Linked DNA regions of Homo sapiens: all the other regions are linked to region 4. The links are chromatin contacts, found by Hi-C or POLR2A ChIA-PET in ENCODE. All regions are on one chromosome and are shown on one strand. The core of a region is the stretch at or near the end of the contact, and the rest is flanking DNA. Distances in the headings are between cores, read along the strand shown. Region 1 holds the start of ATP9B (ATPase phospholipid transporting 9B (putative)). Region 2 holds the start of CTDP1-DT (CTDP1 divergent transcript). Region 3 holds the start of ZNF407-AS1 (ZNF407 antisense RNA 1). Region 4 holds the start of ZNF236 (zinc finger protein 236).

The links. A loop is a pair of places that touch in the nucleus more often than their neighbours do. ChIA-PET counts read pairs that join two places held with the same protein, here RNA polymerase II (POLR2A). Pooled maps may share reads with other maps.
Region 1: a map of naive thymus-derived CD4-positive, alpha-beta T cell shows a loop between it and region 4 (21-fold over the local background). The contact joins the promoter of ATP9B here to the promoter of ZNF236 in region 4. A Hi-C loop is called at or near these places in 1 of 168 maps with a recorded cell type or tissue (naive thymus-derived CD4-positive, alpha-beta T cell), 4 of 37 single-sample maps with no recorded cell type and 16 of 50 pooled maps. POLR2A ChIA-PET finds 5 or more read pairs at or near these places in 1 of 52 experiments (OCI-LY7).
Region 2: a map with no recorded cell type shows a loop between it and region 4 (28-fold over the local background). The contact joins the promoter of CTDP1-DT here to the promoter of ZNF236 in region 4. A Hi-C loop is called at or near these places in 1 of 168 maps with a recorded cell type or tissue (ovary), 3 of 37 single-sample maps with no recorded cell type and 9 of 50 pooled maps.
Region 3: a map of CD8-positive, alpha-beta T cell shows a loop between it and region 4 (15-fold over the local background). The contact joins the promoter of ZNF407-AS1 here to the promoter of ZNF236 in region 4. A Hi-C loop is called at or near these places in 8 of 168 maps with a recorded cell type or tissue (CD8-positive, alpha-beta T cell, ascending aorta, chondrocyte and 3 more), 7 of 37 single-sample maps with no recorded cell type and 24 of 50 pooled maps.

Annotation. Positions count from the first base shown.
Region 1 is chr18:79,067,982-79,071,741 of GRCh38, forward strand. It overlaps ATP9B (ATPase phospholipid transporting 9B (putative)), which reads left to right and starts at 1,413. Exons shown (of 30, transcript NM_198531.5): 1 at 1,413-1,548. The coding sequence starts at 1,430.
Region 2 is chr18:79,677,422-79,681,266 of GRCh38, forward strand. It overlaps CTDP1-DT (CTDP1 divergent transcript), which reads right to left and starts at 2,324. Exons shown (of 5, transcript NR_136643.1): 1 at 1,973-2,324. It overlaps CTDP1 (CTD phosphatase subunit 1), which reads left to right and starts at 2,382. Exons shown (of 13, transcript NM_004715.5): 1 at 2,382-2,840. The coding sequence starts at 2,527. RefSeq lists enhancers at 1,507-2,014, 2,015-2,523.
Region 3 is chr18:74,596,565-74,600,377 of GRCh38, forward strand. ZNF407-AS1 (ZNF407 antisense RNA 1) reads right to left here and starts at 1,271. Exons shown (of 2, transcript NR_024484.1): 1 at 1-1,271. ZNF407 (zinc finger protein 407) reads left to right here and starts at 1,306. Exons shown (of 9, transcript NM_017757.3): 1 at 1,306-1,373. RefSeq lists enhancers at 1,082-1,291, 2,082-2,301 and a silencer at 1,392-1,691.
Region 4 is chr18:76,820,368-76,824,011 of GRCh38, forward strand. It overlaps ZNF236 (zinc finger protein 236), which reads left to right and starts at 2,190. Exons shown (of 31, transcript NM_001306089.2): 1 at 2,190-2,295. The coding sequence starts at 2,241. It overlaps ZNF236-DT (ZNF236 divergent transcript), which reads right to left and starts at 1,928. Exons shown (of 3, transcript NR_040024.1): 1 at 1,649-1,928. RefSeq lists silencers at 1-74, 1,772-1,961, 2,082-2,821 and enhancers at 1,472-1,551, 1,592-1,701.

The DNA.
Region 1 (3,760 bases), core at 163-2,662, 2.2 Mb after region 4:
AGTGGCATGTATTCAGGTTACATGAAAAGCAGCTGAGAAGCAAACTGGCAATCAGAGTGGCAGCAACAAATTAAGAATATTCATATTCATAAAGACCATTTTTTATAATGAAAAAGTAATACATGCAGATGGGGGAAGATCACCTGAACCTTGAGAGGTGGAAGATGTAGTGAGCCGTGATCAAAACATTACACTCCAGCCTGGGTAACAGAGACCCCATCTCCAAAAAACAGAAAAGAAAAGCATTTATAAGTTCATGTTGAACAGTGTTTCAAACACATAGACAAAATTTATATGTCATGAAAATGGAATATCAGAAAAACATTGTTTAAAAAAACACAAAGTGAGTAAACCATTAATACGTGAGGTGAGCGGTGCATCAGCTTGCCGGCTTCCAGCTGCAGCGGGTGATGGAGGTGGAAGGGAGCTGTCCTCGGGACAGGAAATGAAACAAACCCAACCAAAGCCGTGTATTCGTTTATTCAATATCGTTTTGCTTTCTTGTGTAGACTGAGGGTGTAAACCTCGTTTCTGACAGTCGCCTATAGGACTTTTCAGCAGGCTGTGGGCCTAGAGGTGGGGGATGTGGAATCAAGCTAAAGACCCAGAACCAGAGAAAGAAGGAAGCAGCAGTGAGGAAGCAGGACAAGAACATCTCGGAAATTCAGCCCGGCGCGGTGGGCGCGCCTGCAGTCGCGGCGCTTTGGGGGCCCGGGCCACGTAGCACGACCCTGCCTGTGAACGCACAGACACCAGCGGTTCCAAGGGCGCGGGCAGGAAGCGGGCACCGAAGGCAGGCTGGAGAAGCGCGGGGCGGAAGCAAGAAGCCGCGCGGCGAGGAGGGCGCGTGGGGCCCCACACAGCCATGGGGCGCGCGTACTACTGGCAGCGCAGGCTCTGGACCGCTAAGGAGGCCGCGCGCGCCCACGCGTGTCCCCGGCAGAGCTTCCAGGAGACGGCTGCGAGGCCCTTCCACCCGCGGACCAGAGCGCGCCGGGTCGAACCACGACCCACGTGCAGGCCCTCGCGCGCTACCGGAAGGCCAGCCTGTGGCGCACGCGCGCCCCGCCCCGCCGATCGGTGACGTCATCGGGCCCGTCACGAGGCGGGGGCGGGGCCTCGGAACGCGACGCCCCCCGTCCCAGCTTTAGCCACTCGTGACGTCATTGCCCGGACTCCACTGCCTCCTGCGCCGCGCTTTTGCCACCCTGGGCACGTCATCGTGCGCCGACGCCAAACGAGGGCGGGGCCTAGGGACGCCACACCTTCCGCGCCGCCGCTCGTTACGTCATCGGACCTCGCCGCTTGGCGGAGGCGGGGAAGGCCCGCAGGCGGCGCCTCAGCCGGGGTTGGCGCTGAGGGGAGAGGGCGGGGAAAAGGTGGCGAATTGAGGGGAAAGTGGGAGGGGCGGGAAAGGGGCGGTCGGAACATGGCGGACCAGATCCCGCTTTACCCGGTGCGTAGCGCAGCGGCGGCCGCAGCCAACCGCAAACGCGCGGCCTACTACAGCGCCGCGGGGCCCAGGCCGGGAGCCGACCGGCACAGCAGGTAACCGAGGCGGCACTGGCCCCGTTCCCCGCCGACGCTCCCCGGGGCCCCCAGCCCACCGCAGGAACCCGGAGCCGGGCGGGTCTGGGGTCGCTACCGGCGCGCCCCATCTGTTCGCTGGGAGCCGGGAGTCCTTGGCGTTCTGAGCGCGCCGCAGCTGTGGCGTCCGCCGGTGGTGAGGGCCGCGGGCAGCTGCCGGGGCGAGCGGCTGCATCCCCGGGACGCCTGGGCCGAGCGTAGGAGCCAGAACGGGAGCAGAGAACCGCGGTCCAGTGTTGAGGGGTGGCTGCTCTCCTAAAGTAAACGGGGATCAAAAGTGCTAACTTCTCGGATACTTCAGAGTCTCCGAAACTTGTTCTTGTAGCCCTGTGAATTGTGAAGGTGACGGATGTAACTTTTAATTGCTTTGTTAAAAACACACTTCTTATTGAAATGACTTCTCTTCGACATTTCGATATCTTTGCTAGGCACACTTTTTGTTTAAACATATATATACAAAGTGCTTTTTGTCGACAAGTAATTTTGCTTTTACGAAAGGGAAATGGGGTATTGAGAACGGTTAACTTGTTTAGTGGGGTCACAGGTTAGCAGTAGAATTAGTGTACAGACCTTTCATACTCGAGATTGCATTTAGCTCATATTTAACATTTCTCATTCAAAGAAAAGAAAATTTTAAAAAGTGTTGCTTCTTATAGTTTTTGAAGTTTTATTCCAGAGGAATTGTCGAAAACATAATTTCACTCAATATGTAGTTGCTTCAGAATTTGAGTTTTTGAATAATTTTTGTTTTCGGCCATTTGAGAGACTAACATATAGCTCAAAGTACATACTGGAATGTTATAACGCTGATTTGAGTGTTTACCCACTAGCGATTTACTCTCGGGTAACTTATTTAAACTCAAGCCATGGTTTCCTCATCTGTAAAATGCTGGATAATATTTTTTCTTACGGGATTATTGGAGATTACAGTAGAACATGTGTAAGGTGCCCTTTTTTCAGTGCTTGGTTGGAAGTGGGTTCTGGTGTTACCTATAACAGTAATTGTGTTAGTAAATCTGTTTAATTTTAGGAGTTCTTTAGTTGGAAATGTGCCACCTGTTTCAAAATAGGTTTCCATCACAGATTGAATCCATTTTTGCCTCATGTACTTTGAAGCACTGTCATGTGGTGCACGCACATTCAAGATTTTTTGTCATCTCGGTGGATTGTTCCTTTCATTGTTAATGTTCCTCTGTCTCTGGTAATTTTCTTTGCTCTAAAATCTTTATTAGATATTGATGTCGCCATTTATGCTTTTTTTTGGATTAATGTTTGCATGGTATTAGCTTTCAACTTACCTATGTTGAATTTGAAGTGAGTTTCTTGTTGGATCTTATATTTTTTATCAACTATGCCATTCTCTTTTGATTGGCATATTTACACCATTTACATTTACGATAATTACTGATATGTTAGAATATAAGTGTGCCATTTATTATCTGTGTTCTGTTTCTTCTGATTCTCATTCTGATTCCTGTTTCTTTTTTTTTTTTTTTTTGCCACTTTTTGGGTTACTTGGACACTTTTTTGGTATCCCTATAGTGTGTTTGAGATTAGGTGTTGGTATAGTTTTTACAGTGCTTGCTCTGGGTATTACAATATACAAATGTGACTTATCACCATGGTGTATTGCTGTATTTCACCACTTCCAGTCAAGTGTGGAAACCCTTCTTTCACTTAGGTCCTCACTTTAAGTATCATGTCCTGGGTATCAGATGGTGTTACAGTTTTTGTGTCAGTCATCAAATATGGTTTATAAAACTCATGATGATAAAGATAGTGTATTGCATATACCACATACGCATATTTCCCCTTTTTCTATTGTTCTTCCTTTTTTTTTTTTTTGAGACAGGGTCTCACTCTGTTCTCCTGGCTGGAGTTAGTGATGCGATCGTAGCTCATTACAGCTTTGATCTGTTGGGCCCAGGCAATCCACCCATGTAGCTGGGACTATAGGCACATACCACCATGCCTGGCTAATTAAAAAAAATTTTTTTTGAAGAGACAGCATCTTGCTATATTGCCCAACTGGTCTCAAGTGATCCTCCTGTGTCATCCTCCCAGAGTGTTAGGATTAAGGCGTGAGCCATGGCTGCTAGCCTGCCATTCTTTTCTTAGCACTTGAAAAATCTTGTGCTGCTTCCTTCTTGTGTCCATGGTTTCTGATTAGGAT
Region 2 (3,845 bases), core at 1,074-3,573, 2.9 Mb after region 4:
AGGCAGAGGTGAGGCCTGCAAACAGCAGGGTGGCTACAGCTCGTGTCTGGCTTATTGAAACAGAGTTTGAAGTGCTGCTGCCTGTGACTGATTCAAGAGTAGGTTACAGTGTCCACACATCCAATTAGATGACTGTTCACTACGTATGGAGAAACCTATAGGCTAAACTTACAGTATGTAAGGAGGCGGCTTCAGGCTACAGCTGAGTAGTGTGTCCTTACAGTTGGAACCAGGAGTTCATGGGAATTCTTCATCATCCAGTGGTCTGTAAATGTTGCCCATGCTGAGTAGTCTGTCCTTACAGTGTGAACCAGGGGTTCATGGGAATTCTTCACCATCCAGTAGTCTGTAAATGTTGCCCATGCTGAGTAGTGTGTCCTTACAGTGTGAACCAGGGGTTCATGGGAATTCTTCACCATCCAGTGGTCTGTAAATGTTGCCCATGCTTTAGTTTTGTTACCTGGTTGCTCTGTTTTTATGGGATTGTGAGAAACTGAAAAACTGTGACTGCTGGAGCCATTTTCCCACAATCCCCATTTTTTAAAAATCCCATAAAGGCTCTCTCGTGAGCACCGCACGTTTTCCCTTGTAGTCACGAGGGTAGGGGCTGGAGAAAGCAGCAGAGATAGTCAAAAACCCACAGCTACAAAAAATGCACTCCTAAGAGCAAGTAATGGCGAGGGCTAAAAGGCACTGTGCCCCTTCTGGGCCATTCTAATTACCACATTTAAATGGTTTTGAGAAAAGAGAATTTTTATCTGAGGAACGCGAGTTCTTTTAATTATCAGGCCGAGAGAGACATTCAAATGAGGCGACAATCGCGCCCTACTACCCCTTGACCTGTGTTCACCTCTTTAAACTGCTACTGGTGGCAACAGCGCCACAAACAGCTATAAATTAACCTAATGACGCCACAATGGACACTATACCCACACTCAATAGCTGAACAACATATAGTCAGTCACTAATCAATGTTATTTCTGTAAACCAGTGAGAATTCCTCACAAACAAGTTCCTATTAGTCCACTCCCTGGCCCCCTTTTTTGCCTTTAAAATCCACTGTTAACTGCTAATCGGAGTACACATTCAGGGCGCCTTGAATTTGTGCTCAAGTGTGGCCCAAATAAACTCTCTACTTAGAGAAACTGTGTCTCCGCTCGTTTTCAGGCCGACAGTTTCCAAAATGTTAGTATTCAGCCTAACATGAGAAAAGTCACCATATAAAAGTGAGGGGGGAAAAGCAAATACAGGATAATCTCAATTGTATATAAAATTTATATACGTAAGGACAAAGATACATAGTAAAAAAAAAATTCTGGCAGGTATTAAGGCTGAAAAAATTAAAACAGTCCAGAGCGGTCTGGCTCAGGCCAGCCTGGGCCTGCCGAGTAGCTGGGACCTCAGCCACCGCGCCTGGCTAAGTATTAATGAATCTGTTTTAGAGATAGGGTCTTGCTACGTTGCGCAGGCTGGTCTCCAACTCCCAGGCTCAGGTGATCCGCCCGCCACAGCCTCCCGAAGTGCTGAGCCTCCCAAAGTGCTGAGACTACAGGCCTGGCCGCCCGCCCGCCAGCTTAATTCACGTAAATTCCAGACAAACGTAGAAAGTGGCTCCTTTAGTAAGCCACTTGCGGCTGCTGCTCATCAGGGTTCGCCTGGGGCCACTGAGACCACGCGCCGGTGCCCGCCCTCCCGCTGCGGTCCGATTTTCTGAACCAACCAGGCGCTTCCGGGCGCCTTGCCCCAGACGGGCCCACCGCCTGCGCGGGCCGAGGGCGGCGCACCTGCCCCTGCGCTTCCGCATCGAAGGTGAGGTCGGAGGAAGAGAAGACCGCAACCCCCAAGCTCCCGCGGCGTGGGGTCCGGGGGGGGACACGAGGCGGGGCCACCAGGACGCCGACAGCCTCACGTCTCTGGGCCCGCGGCGCGCAAGGCATGCCGGGACCCGTAGTCCCGCGACGTTGCGACTCACAGTGCGCGATGGGAGTGGAGGAGAGCGGCTCGCGGTGCATGCCGGAACTCGTAGTCTCGGGATGCTGGGTCTCAGCGCGTGATGGGGTAATGGCACGCAGGCCTGCGTTGAACGCTGGGACTCGTAGTCCCGCCATGCTCTGTCCGCGGTGCACGCCGGGATACGTAGTTCCGAGCGCGCCAAGACCGTCACTGGGACTGGGCGACAGCGGCCCGCGTTGCATGCCGCTGCTCCACGGTGCCGGCGCTCCGAGGAAAAGTAGGTAGGGCTCAGGAACGCAGTTCTTCACGGCCGGCACGCAGGGTTGGTCCCAGGACGGAGCCGGCTCCGGCCCCGCGCGGCGCTCGTATTTACACGCGCACGTACGCACGTACGCGGCGCCCTTGCGTGACGTCACGCGCCCTCCAGGAAGTCGGCGCGGGCTAGGCGACGGGTGGAAGCCGGTACCGAGAGGAACTACAGCGTCGCCGCCTGGGTTGTGTCGCCGCGGTAGGCGCTGCGCTCTGAGCGCAGCGCAGGCCCCGTACCGACCGCCCGCCCGCCCTCTGTCCGCGATGGAGGTGCCGGCCGCGGGTCGCGTTCCTGCCGAGGGCGCCCCGACGGCGGCTGTGGCCGAGGTGCGCTGCCCGGGGCCCGCGCCGCTGCGCCTGCTGGAGTGGAGGGTGGCGGCGGGCGCGGCCGTGCGCATCGGCTCGGTGCTGGCCGTGTTCGAGGCCGCCGCCTCCGCGCAGTCCTCCGGGGCCTCTCAGTCCCGTGTAGCCTCCGGGGGCTGCGTGCGCCCCGCGCGGCCGGAACGCAGGCTGAGGTCGGAGCGCGCGGGCGTGGTGCGGGAGCTGTGCGCGCAGCCGGGCCAGGTGGTCGCCCCAGGGTGAGTGTGCTGAGCCGGGCGGGGCCGAGGGCGGGCGGCTCCGGGGAGGGATCCTGGAGGACCCCCGGGCTGCTGCGTCCGCGGTGGGCAGGGGCGCCCCTGGTGAGGGAGCGATAAAGCGGGACGCAGGCACTGCGCTTCTCCCCTAAAACTGGATAGTCACCACCTGTGGTTTTACCAACGGGGAGCATTTTGAGATAAAAGGAAAGGGTCCTGCGTAGCGACACGAAGTTACTGTTTGGAAAAGCTATGTTTGTTTCTTTCTTTCTGCAGTGATAGTCCCCGCCCCTTCCTTTAGCTCCACCTTTGTGACTTAGGAAAACTCATGGGTGGCTGTGAGCACAAGAGTCATCAGGCAGGCTCCAGACCTGTTATTGAAATATAAACTGTTGGGTGTGTGCACATCTTTAAATTTTTGTAAACTTTGTGAAACGCAGTTGTAAAACCTGGTGCAGTTCTGTTTCGTGGCTAAGGAACGGGCGGAACCCAGGCCTGCAGCGAAGGCAGTAGCCCCGTGGTTGACCACAGTGGGCATTGTCGCAGGCTGCTTCAGGGTGACGTGGGCGTTGTGACAGACTCCACAGCTCTCAGTAGCTGTGCTCTGACCCCAGAAGGGGATATGTTTCCGTAGCACCGAAGTGTCCAGCCATGTTTGAATCTACCCTTGTGTTCTGGGATGGGCGGGCAAGTGGACACGCGTGTGCGCCTGGCTCTGGTAGTTTTGATTGTGAGAACAGAAACTCCAGGGAGAGGTGGACACTCCAGCCCGCAGTGGGCCGGGCGTGAGCTCCCTCTGGGAAAGGTGCCGCTCCTTCTGGGGATGCCACTCTCTTCCCTCCTCGGCAGCCGCGGCTCCTCGTCCCTTTGGCTTGCCCTGACCCTGTGTTTGTTGAGGATCTTCTCTGCATCTGGTTCCGCAAGAGTGAGGACTGGGACAGGAGTCTTCCCGTCACAGCCCCAGAACGTCCTGGCTCCGCTTCCTTTGGAGACAGAGCCTGGGTCCTT
Region 3 (3,813 bases), core at 21-2,520, 2.2 Mb before region 4:
TCGCACCACCATGCCTGGCTAATTTCAAATTTTTAGTAGAGACGCGGTTTCCCCAGGCTGGTCTCAAAATCCTAGCCTCAAGCAATCCACCGACTCGGCCTCCCAAAGTATTGGGATTACAGGCGTAAGCCACCCCGCCTGGCCAGTGATCTTCCTAAACAGAAATCTGATCACATAACTTCCCATTACAGAGTCTAACCCTAACCCTGTGCCTACAACATAGTCAAACCTCTTTAGCAAGGCAGATGACCTCAAGCAGGATTTCACTGCCTCTTTGTCACAGCACTTAACAAGCTGTGATGTATTTATTTTTATTCGTCTACACAGGTCTTCCCTACTAGATTCTGAGTTTCAGAAGAAAGGCCTCTAACTCGAGGTTCATGAATGGACCTGCACAAGGGGGCGGACGGGCTGAAGTCCTGCCTTTTTTTTTTTCCAAAAAACCCGTATGCTGTGCCGTTAACGTTCATAAAAAAGTCCTTGTCGAACGTTTTAAACAGCCAAGGTGTTTCAGCTTTAATAAAAGCTGAAAATTTGGCAATACCAAACAGGTCACCAAGCCACAGTCCGCTTCTTGGCCTCCTCTTTGGTATCAGAGTTCGGCTAGCGGCTTCCTGTGGCCTCTTAAACAAGGACCTCATTTTGGGAGCCATTCGAGAGATTTTTTCTCATCATCTAAAGTAGCATTCTCGCCTTGCACAGCTGAAAGTCATTTCTCGAAATCGGAGCGCCAGAAGCGACAGGAGCCACTCCAGGCCCGGGGGAAGCGAGCAAAGGGGCAGCGGGCTGCGTTTGCCAACGTAGGCCTCTCGGGTCCCGCGCCGTTCTGGGCCTTCTCCGTGTTTCCGGCGCCGCCCTCGGGGTCCCTTACAGAGGGCGGGAGGCGGGTGGAGAGACGGGGCAGGAAGCAGGCGGGATCGGCCTGGGAAGAACCCGTTCTGGGACCCTCTAGAAATCCCAGACAGCCCTCCCGGGCTGACAGCGCCTGCCTTGGAGCCCGACGCGCTCATCGAATTTAGATTGACTCCTTCGGCTCTCCGTTTTCCTTCTCTAAGGGAAGGGTGGGACTTCCTATTTTATCTCTTAGCGGCTTCCGGCAAGAGCTGATGTGTTAAAAACAAGACAGCACATGGGCCTGCCGGCCACTCGGATAAAAAACAAGGAACTCGACCTGGATTGTACTAAACCAGTTCCAAGATTCTGTTTTTCGGCTGTGGCGTCCGGCGCTGCATCCACTACGGAGTCGCCTTGGAAGCCACCGGAAGTCCTTCGACGGAGAAACAGGATGTCCCGCCTCTTCCTCCCAAAGGGAAGACGGTGAGCCGGAGGAGTCAGTCAGAGGGGCGAGCAGGAGCGATTCCGTCGCCAAACAGGTAAGTTATTCTCTGGCCGGGGCGGGGGGTTTGGAGGCGGGGACCGTCCAGCGTCAGCGCGGGGCCTGGGGGCGGTGGCTTGAGGGCTCGAAGCCGGGCGGCTGGGCGCCCAGAGCCCCGTCTGGGCCCTTCGCTCTTTCTCCTCCCCCCTCCCCCCGCCTCCGCCCCTCCCTGTCGCCTTCCTTCCCGACACCCGCCCAGACTCACGCCCGGACACACACCCTCGCTCGTTCGCTCACGCTGCCTCGCCGCCCTCCTCCCCCAGGCCCCAGCTGCCGCCCTGCCCTCTCACCCGCTCGCTCCGCAGGCCGGTCCCGCGGGCAGCCTCGCTCCGCGCCCTTGCGCGAGCGGAGCTCTTGTGGACACCTCGGGGCTGCGGACCTAGCGTGGCCTCGGTTTCCCCTGCCGGGTTCGCCTGTCCGCGCAGAAACAGTCCCCCGTTCCTTCGGGACGCACCCCTGCACCGAAATCGGGCCGTTCTCGCGTGCCCGGGTTGCTCTCAAGTGGAAAACAGATGCTCCCCTAGCTGCACAGCTGCAAGCTTTAGCGTCTGGTTTCCAGCAGGGGCTCCCTGGACCGCCCGCCCACTCTCGTGTCACCCCCAGGTGCCCTGGCTGCGCCGCTGCTACTCGCGCCTTCTTCCGTTAAGCGACGCTGGTGTGGGCGGGCGGAGGGCACACAAGTGCGGTGGCCGAAAGCACCGCGGTGGCAGCGAAGGGTCCTAGCCATTCCCGACTTCAGCTCGCTTTGCGCCACTGCGGGGAGACCCGCGGCTGCCTGACACCGCTGCGGGCAGCAGTGGGTTTCTCAGTAGATGCTCACCTCTTTCCAGCCAGCTAGCACGCCCTGGGTGCTTGGCCTCCTTCTGGAGTTTAAGCTGGTGGAGGCGGGGTGCAGTGGCCGCTGACCTCTGTCGGTTGCGCTGGGTTTTGAGTAGCCATTTATTTCATTGGGGAGTTTTGGAATAGGACATCCCACATCCGTGGACACACATGTAGAATACTTTTATAAGTAATTACAGTCTTAATAGTGATTTGAGTTACAGCTTTGCAGTCTATGCCTGGTGACATCCTAGTCGTAGTATGTATCTGTTTTGTGGTGAAGTGCTGGTCCATTTAGAACACTGTAGACAGGGGCCCTAACATATACTCATCAGAACCTTATTAAGAAGAGCTTATATGTCATTTGGCATACTCACTGTGCTTCATTTAGTACAGCAATCTTGTGTAGTAGGAATTATTCCCTTTTTACAAACTGAGACTCACTTTGCTATATACAAAATTACTGCTACTGGTACAAGGTAAAGCTTTCTTCTTGCGTGACATGTAAGGCAGGTGTGATAATTGCTCACAACACAGTTGCTACTGGTGCATTTTTTTTTAAACTTTATTTCGGAATAAATTAAGATTTACAGAAAAGTTGCAAACAATAGGACAGTTCCATTGGTACCTTTTAAGCAGAGCAAAGTGGCTCCACTTCAAAAACACTGGTTCTTGCTTTATGCCAAACACCCTTCTAGGTGTTGGAAATAGTAATATACTTCCCTAGAGGATTTTGAGATCTGGTTGAATAGACACATAAATAAATATATATAATACCTTTTTCTGCTTACTAAAATAGAGATGTGGGAGCACAGTGGAAGTTACGGCTGATTGATGGTGGGGAGTGGTGAAAGCTTCTTGCAGGATATGTGATTTGAGATAGGTCTCAAGGACTAGTGGGTATTCACCTGGTTGAAGGGACATTTTCCCCAACATTCATTCCGATTAGGTTTGTTTTATTAGAGTAGAACTCGCTAATCTTAATAAAATATACTCTCCTAGTTTGATTCTTCTCTTTCTCATCTCCTTTAAGAAGGTGGTTTGTATCCCAGATAGTGAGAAGAAGCCTAGTTTCTAAATCTATGAATAGGCGAATAAATTAAGCTGTATGTTTCTAATTGATAGTTGTGACTCTTTCGACTGTAGTTGAGATTGGTTTTTTAGGAATGCACTGTGGTCCTCCACTGAGCGTTTTCCTTGCTTTCCAACTCTGATGACTAGTGGAATTAAGTAATGCATTCAGGAAACATTTACCGCATGCTTGCTTTGTGCCAGCCATTGCACTAGAGTAAAATGATGAACAAGATAGTGGGGAATATAGACAAGCAAATGCGCATTGGCAGTGCAGTCTGATGGCCTGCCCACAGAGTGTCACAGTGCCATTCATGATTCTTGGTTGTCAACCATGGCAATGGACTTGGCTGACTTAAGCAGAAAAGGAATTTATTGGAAGGCTATAGATGGCTTTCAGAATTGATGGGAAGGCTGGGGAACTGGATTCAGAAAATAGGCAGCAACCAAAAGAGGCTGGCTGGCTGGGGCCACATCCAAGGCAATATCACGTAAATAGCCTGCCTAGAATTTTGTTGCTGGTGACATTGCCACTGGAGAAACTGCCA
Region 4 (3,644 bases), core at 940-3,439:
GCTGAGGTGGGAGGATCACTTGAGCCGGGGAGGCAGAGAGTGCAGTAGGCAGAGACAGCGTCACCGCATTCCAGCCGGGGCAACAGAGCCTGACCCTGTCTTAAAAACAAACAAACAAACAAACATCATACACACACACTTCTTTTTTTGAGACGGAGTCTCGCTCTGTCGCCCAGGCTGGAGTGCAGTGGCGGGATCTCGGCTCACTGCAAGCTCCGCCTCCCGGGTTCACGCCATTCTCCTGCCTCAGCCTCCCGAGTAGCTGGGAATACAGACGCCCGCCACCACGCCCGGCCAAGTTTTTTTTTTTTTTTTTTTTGTATTTTTAGTAGGGATGGGGTTTCACCGTGTTAGCCAGGATGGTCTCAATCTCCTGACCTCGTAATCCGCCCGCCTCGGCCTCTCAAAGTGCTGGCATTACAGGCGTGAGCCACCGCGCCCGGCCACACACACACTTCTTAAACTCACTTAACTCTAAAGGTACACACAGGAAAGAAAGCTGGTGGTGTTATTTACATATGAGGCAAAGTTGACAATAGCAAGCATTATTAGAAATAAAGAGGAACATTTCACAATTGGAAATATTCAAAAGAGCTGGAATACATTTGTCTTATTTAAGGCATAGAGAGAAGACTCGCATGGCTGTAGACAAAACTGATTGGAGGATGACCAGGTACTAGGCTGTATCTGTAATCTAGGTGAGAGAGCATGGCTCAGGGGTAATATACGTGGGAATGGCTTGGATTTGGTTTATATATTGGAGCTAGATCTTTGATGAGATTGAGTGAAGGCTGCAGTGGGAAAGGGTAAGCAAGAATGACTCCTAGACACCGCTCAGCAATAAAAAGCACTTAAAATATTTATCAATATATAGATGAATTCCAACATAATTATGCTCAATGAACAGCCCCCACTTCCCTAAAGATTACGTGCGATACAATTCCATTTATATAAAACACCAAGAAAAACAGGTTGGGCACAGTGGCTCACATCTGCAATCCCAACACTTTGGGAGGCTGAGGCAGAGGGTCAATTGAAGCTAGGAGTTCCAGAGCAGGCTGGGCAACACAGAGAGACCCCATATGTTTAAAAAAAAACAAAAAGCTAGACATGGCGGTCCTCACCTGCAGTCTCAGCTACTCGGGAGGCTGAAGCAGTTGGATTGCTTAAGGGCAGGAGTTTGAGGCTACAGTGGGTCCCGATCGTGTCACTGCACTCCCGCCTGGGTGACAGAGCAAGCGAGACCCAGTCTGTATAAAAAGATATTTAAAAACTCCAGGAAATTCAAACTATAGTGACAAAAAGCAGATGGGTGGGAGGGGGAGGAGGGAAGGAGGGAGAGAGGAAAGGGTTACAGAGAGACGGGAGGAACATCTTCACTGTTGATTGTGATGATGGTTTCACAGTGTATACATGTGTCAAGATGTATCAAACTGCACACTTTAATTTGCGCCACTGCACTCCAGCCCAGGTGACAGAGTAAGGTCGCTTTCCCCGGGCTCGGCCGGCCTCTCCACCCGGCGCTCGGGTGCTGCGCTGCCTGTTCCTGTTGCCACTTCGTGTAAGTTAGCGCAGGCAACAACACACAAGACCAGCACACGTGAAATGGTCCATTTTAATGCACTGCCCCCAGGGAAAGGAACATTACCGGCTTCTGGCCATGTCGTCTTCCCAGTCCCAGATGGCGGTTCCGGGTTTGGGCTCCGAGGCCCTTCGCAGCACTAGGGCGGCGCGAGTAGGGCCGCCCTCCGAGCCATGCTGCGGTCCGAGGTGACGCGCGCACGCGAGTTCGCGGACACGCACGAGACGCCCGGGCCACGGAGGCGCGGGGCTGGCCCAGGGTCCCCGCCAGGCCGAGCTCTAGGGCTGCCGGCCCGGCCCGGTGACCCCCGCGCTCCCCTCCGTCCGCTAAGGCCCCGCGGCGCCGCGCATGCGCCCCGCCGCCGCCCCCGCCCCCACCGCGCCCGCGCCCGCGCCCAACGCCCCCACCGCGGCCCGCGGGCCATGGAACCTGCCAAGGCCGGCGCGGTTCGAGCGCTCCGGTGCGCGCGTTCAGGCGCCTTTCCCCCGTGAGCCCGGCGGCGCTCGGACCGGGCCGCCCGCCGCCGGGCAGCTCCGCCCGCCTCTAGCGCCGGCTGGGCGCGCCCCCGCCCCGGTGCCCGCGCGTGCGCGCCCCCGCCGCCGCGTGTGAGTGTGAGTGTGAGTGTGAGTGGGTGTGGGTGCGAGCCGGGCCGCCGACGATGCCGCGGGGCCGCCCCCCGAAGCCCAGGGAGAGCAAGGCGCGCGGCGACTCCGGTAAGGCCCGCGGCCGCGCCCTCGCGCCCCGCCGGCGGCCGGTGCGGGGCCCGCGCCCTGCCAGTCCCCGGATGCGGCGCGGGGGGCGCCGGGAGCGGCGGGGCGGGGGCGGGGGCCGCGCAGACCCGGGCCGCCGCCGCCGCCGACTGGCCGGGCGGGCCGCAGCGCGGGCGGAATGATACGGGCGAGTCGCCGCCCGGCCCCTCCGCGCGCTGGGCCTACTTTCCTGGGCCGGGCGGCGGCTGAGGCGGGAGGCGGGAGGCGGGTGAGGGAGCAGGCGGCCGCCTCCTGCGCGCGCCCTGCCCCCGCTGGCCCTGCCGCGGCCCGCGCTGAACTTGAGGGAAAGTGGCCGCCCCGTGTTCCGTCCCGGGGCCGGAGGGCCGCGGGGCGCGCTGGGGAGGCGGCCTGGCCAGAGCCCGGGCCTGCGGATACCGCGCCCCGGGCTCCTCCCGGACGGCGCCCCCGCCCGACCCTGCGCGGCGCCGGCTGCCCCGGGGACGTTGGGCTCGGCCCACAGGGAGGCCGTGGAGCGCGGGGTCGTGCACACAGTAGGCGCCAGCGTTGTCCGGGAAGCGCAGGGTCGTGCACACAGTGTGCTCCAGTGTTATCTGGGGCGCGCTGTGGGGCGTGCATACAGTAGGCGCCATTGTGATCCGGGAACTTGAACCCTGAGCCTCTGCAGACGCTGTGGGTAGTGCATACAGTAGGCGCCATTGTGATCCGGGGGGCTGGAACCCTGGGCATCTGGAGAGCGCTGTGGGTCGTGCAAACAGTAGGCACCATTGTGATCCGGGTAGCTTGAACCTGGAGCTTCTGGAGAGCGCTGTGGGTCGTGCATACAGTAGGCATCAGTGTTATGTGGGGAGCGCTAGATCGTGCACACAGTAGGCGTCAGGAAGTGTTTTCCCCAGTAATTTATTCTCCATGGTACTTTGCTAAAGTCATGAAATAACTCAGATTTTGTTTTCCAAGGAAGGAGAAAGGCCCAGAATTTAAGAGCAGGCAGACACACAACCGGGCACCCCCAGACCCTGGCCCTTCCAGCAGTCAGGAATTGACTTGCCTTCCAAAGCCCCAGCCCGGAGCTTGAGGAACGGACTTTCCTGCGCAGGGGGATCGGGGCGCACTCGCCGGTGCCGCGGTTCCCAGGTCGAGGGCAGTGGGGTAGGGGGCGCCGCGCTTTTTCTCGCGGGCGCCGTGGTTCCCGTGCGGCCTTGGACGCGAGTCTCCCCCTGCAGGCCTGGTCCCTGGTCCTGGTCACCCGTGCAACTGGAGCGGCGCTCCGCGTTTGGAAAGGGTTTTGAAGGGGGTTCTAAGGGGGAGTGGGCGCCTAGGACTCCCTATGGGAG